Linked DNA regions of Mus musculus: region 1 is linked to region 2. Evidence: chromatin loops called from intact Hi-C (ENCODE). Cell type or tissue: left cerebral cortex. All regions are shown on one strand.

Region 1 (2,500 bases), 64 kb before region 2:
TCTTCAATTCAATTCCATTGATCAATGTGTATGTCTCTTTACCAATACCATGCTGTTTTTTTCACTATTACTCTGTAGTAAAGCTTGAATTCAGGAATTGTGATTCCTCCAGCTATTCTTTAATTGTTAAGAATTGGTTTAATTTTTTTTTCTGGGTTTTTGCCTTTCCAGGTGAATTGCTCTTTCCATGTCTTTGAAGAATTGTTTTGGGAATTTGATGGGGATTGCATATTTTGCTCACAAATTTTTCTTTGTTTCATTTTGTTCTGCTTTTTAACTTTATATGTTTGTGTATGTATTCCTGAGTGTTTATATATGTGCTGTGTGCCTACAGAGGACAGAAGAGGACATGGAATCAGATCCCATATAGCTAGAGTTAAAATGGTTCTAAATTCCCATTTGGATTCTTGAAGTCAAACTCAGGTATTTTGGAAAGCAGAAAGTGCAAACCACCAAGTATTCTAGACAGCCCCACTCATAAATTTGTAATCTTCTGTACTATATCTGAATTTTACCCAAATATAAAAATATGGGATTAACAGATATTCCCATTTATTCATAAATTTTATGTACTTTTATATTCGATGTGATCAAACATTCATTTCAAAAAATCTATATCCTAGAAAGTAATGTATACAACAAAACTAAAACTAGTTTCTCATTTCATACATGCCTGCTAGTGGTTGATCTTGTAAAAGTAAGTTGTAATGTTTTGTAGATTAACATACACATATAGCTGTTTGTTGTATAGATATACAGTAGCGGGTTCCTTAATTATGAGTATGCATATGAAGGTAGAAATATATCTCATTAAATAGCTGCATAATATTTGTTTATAAATTAATTTTACAATGTGATAACCAGAATTATTCTTCTATTCCTGCATTTATTTCAATTAAAATGCCAATTTTATTATTGCTTTTGTTATTGTTGGATTACTGTTCTCATTTTCAAATACTGATGGTTCTGATCTGAATACTAAGAAGTAGGGACCATGACTACCATTGGAGAATAACAATTAGTTACTGTGGAAGCCCTATCTGCACATTTACAGGAACAGAGAGGTGCAAAGCAGACAATGACAGAAGGACAGAACAGATGGTATGTAGAACTTAGAGCCCTATAACTTGTTTTTATCAGTAGCTTTCATAATATGAAATAGAATGCCAGTAAGAAGGTATGCATGTGTGTGTGTGTGTGTGTGTGTGTGTGTGTGTGTGTGTCTGTTCGTTCTGTATAATTTGATTGCTGACACTCCAGGATAAAGTCAGCAGCTACAAAGATAAAACTTTGGCTAGATAAAGATACTCGGCACTGCTCAGTGTGCAGTATTTAATCATTTACAGATATCAGGAGTGACACTTCAAAAAAGCAAAAAATCAATATTGCTCAATTTAGCTATGTGTAGCAACTTCCTCATGCTGAGAAGGACCTGTCTAGTACAAGTAAGAGCGATGTAGACTGTGAGCAGCTTTTGTAAAATGTTGCTGCTTTATTGTGATAGCAAATGCAGAACCCAAAAATAGAACGGTACATTTTCTAAAAATTTTCAAGTACTCTATATATGTGACTTTTGAGATGCTACTATTGAAGCACCTTTAATTACATGGTCCTTGAATTACTGAAAATCTCTCTTTGCTTTTGGTTATTGATATGATATCATTACTGTGTTCAAGGGAAGCAAGACATGTGTAGTTAAATTACCTTTCACTTTTTATATGTTCATACATTCATATGTTTAAATATATACATACTCTTGTATGTGCATGTACATGCATATTCATAGTGGATGCACATATATAGGAAGGGAGTACATGTATATGTGTGCACATATATTTGTAGTCCAAAGGAAAACATTAAGTGTTGTTTCTCAGAAAACATCTATACATCTTTAAAAGAGAGAGAGAGAGAGAGAGAGAGAGAGAGAATGTCTCTGACCAAAAATTCTACAAATAGACTAAGTTGGCTGACTGACCAGCTCCAAGTACCCATTTTTGTCTGCCTCCCCAGGATTGGGATTACAAGCAGGTACCAGAACACTCATCTATTTTGGTCTGGGTTCTGGATATTACACTTGTCTTTGTATGTCAAAGTAAGCACACTTCTTTGACTGGTCTCTCTTTCTAGCTATCCCGCTATAGTATGTGTACCTACTTTAAGCCCTACAACATAATTTTGTGCACTTCAGGCTAAGATTGCCTCCACGCAATTTGACAGTAAACTTTAATATTCTTTGCCTTTGAAAATAAATGATGTTTATTCAGTTTATTTTTGTCCCTTATTCAAGTGTCTTAATATACTAGCAGACCAACTGACTTACCATTAACTTGCTTATTTTCTAGGCACAGTTCTAACTAAGTACCATGAATAAGTGAGTAAAAGTAAGACTCCACTCTTGGAGCTTATATTCAAATAGAGAAGCACAATATAATAATGGTTAGGAAAATTTAACAATATTAAGATAAACAAATATTTCCATCCACCTTTTCTATATAAAAAC
Region 2 (2,500 bases):
TACTATAAAAACAAACTAACAAAGCATTGCTTTACAGATGAAAAGTAACTAAGGAATGTATGAGTGAGCGATACACACATTGAATTTATTAGGTAAGTTTCCATGATAAGACGTGAGTTGTGCAATAATATCTGTCTTGCTGAAGAGGCTAAGATCCTGCTAACTAACTGGTCCATGAAACTAGAAGCCTCCGAAGTTAAAGTCTGGTGCTGAAGATCAAAAAAATGTTAGAAGACTTGCTAGCATTCATTCATTTATTGGAAGACCAAAATAGCTGGATTTTCTGGAGGATTCAGCAACACTAGTAGATGTAATCACTAAGGAAGAAGTCAAGGCAATAGTGTTGATATTTCCACAGACTTTTGAATATGACCACTTTGAGACTGTGTTTCTCAGTTAGTAATCTCTGGGAATATTTTTACAAACAAGGAAAGAAGTTTATCTCCTTTTGTGATGCAGAAATCTCATGGAATAGCTATTAGATAATCCCTCTGAGATTAAAGCTTTTCCTCCTAATTATTGTCTATTGTCTAAGATGATAGCCATCTCAGGCCATAAATGCATCTCAGTTATGAATTGTTGACCGGCATGTGCTAAGCTCAAGGTTCCATCCACAACACAAGTACCAGCACCAGCAGAAGAAAAAGACATACCCAGCTTTTCAGTCATTGTGTAATACATGAGAAAATTTGAATTCTGTAATTATATTCTCAATAATAAATCTGAAGCTTGAAATTTGTAAGTTTTATACTTGATAGCACTATAGTCCACAAAATAGTATTTGTAAGATCATCTGCCAATAAGTCTGGTCACTTGTCACATTTTTAAACTTTTGGAAGCCATTTCTCTTACCATGGAACGTAGTTCAAGTTGTTGTGTTCTAGAACAGAAGTGAATATTTAGAAGCGCGATAAACTAAATTCATTTGGAATGATTGTCACAGAAGGAATAAAAGGAACTTTCAGGCGATGGATAACTTTTCAAGTTATAATGTGAATATAAAGAAGTATAAGCATCTAATAAGTTTTAACCTATTCTTTCAATATTTCTGAACTTCAATGCAAGTTATGTGATGTTCACATATTTTTTAAACTAATAAACCCTGAACGATTGGGTGGGGAAAATAAGAAACAAAAAACAAAACAAAAAAACCAAAAATGTATTTTAGATACACTTGGTAGTGAACTAGTGTTAACAACAAATACAATATGGTAGTTCTCCTTATAACAGGTGAAAATTACCAAAATTACACAGGTAACAATTCAACATGTTATTAAGGACAATTTATGAATACTTCTCAGGATTCTCTTTTTATTTAGATCACTCACTGTAAAAATATGATAATAAATATTTTCATATTTGAAAGGAAGCCATATTTTACCCATTTTCTTAATTCTGAGAACAATTTACTGAAGTATAACAAATCTAACAAATTTTTAAGAGTAGTTAACACATACAAAGAAACAGGTACTGTTGTAGACGTTTGTCCTCTACACACAATATTGTTATATTATTCAAAGCATTTAAGATCATCCTCAAGAGACACATGGAGCCTGTTGAGATTTTTTCATTAAAGAAGGGTTAGAGATGGGTAATTAGACCCTCACCTGAGATTTGAGGTAGTACATTGTACAGCCCCTATTAGATGTATACGATCCTAACCCAGCTGCACATATACTAAGGATGTATATAGGAAATAGAGGCTTAACAGAGGGACATTTCTGTGTATGCAGCTATGGGAAAACAATAATCTATGCAAGGGAGATATTTTTGTTGATGCATATTTTTAAGGTTAACTGCATTTCTGAAAATAATGCATCATTCATGCTCCCAAAGAGGACAATAAACTCATTGATTCACCAAGCTAGACTTCATTAGAATTGTTCTTTTGCTCTGTAGTTAGAGCTCTATCTTGAAGAAGTAGTGATTTGTTCACACCATCTGAGGAAAATTTTAATAAAATCCTGTCAACTAATATAGGTCAACAATTTAGGCAATACTTCAAAGATTCTAAAACCATATTGTATACCACACATTGTAATATTTAATATGCTATCTTACTTCCTAGTAAAAACTAAATATATGCCACTCATTTTCATTTTTAGCTATAATGATATTAGATTTCTATGAAGTTCTATAGGAAAGTAATATTAGCTGCTTCTGCTACTGGTGAAAAAAAGGAAAAAAAATCTCAGTTGTTTATTATAGAACCGTATATATTATCACTCATACCATGGTCCAATAAGACATATTCCAGAATGACATTTCAGAGAAAAAATATTTTACCTTATCACATTTCCCTTTTCTATGTTCTTTACAGCTCCTTTATCTGGCAATCATACAAGAAAAAGAGAAAATAGAAGGGTATTTGTATAATTCTGTGATTGACAATTCAAAGTGCTATATATCACTTCAGTATGCATTTTATTGTCTAAATACCAGTGGAAATTTTGGCTCACAGTATATTACAAGCAGAAAATATCACACAAAATATCATTTC

The links. Peaks named below come from ENCODE experiments on the same cell type or tissue, not always from the same donor. Only the 100,000 strongest peaks of a DNase experiment are listed, where the experiment ranks them.
Region 1: it touches region 2 in a loop (4-fold over the local background); 2 of 42 quality-filtered maps call a loop at or near these places.

Annotation. Positions count from the first base shown.
Region 1 is chrX:67,819,972-67,822,471 of GRCm38, forward strand. No RefSeq gene overlaps it. Among named protein-coding and RNA genes, the nearest start is that of 4933436I01Rik, 100 kb to the right of the region's middle. In left cerebral cortex, no CTCF peak of the experiment used is centred here; a DNase peak (open chromatin) is centred at 1,307.
Region 2 is chrX:67,883,574-67,886,073 of GRCm38, forward strand. No RefSeq gene overlaps it. Among named protein-coding and RNA genes, the nearest start is that of 4933436I01Rik, 37 kb to the right of the region's middle. In left cerebral cortex, no CTCF peak of the experiment used is centred here; no DNase peak of the experiment used is centred here.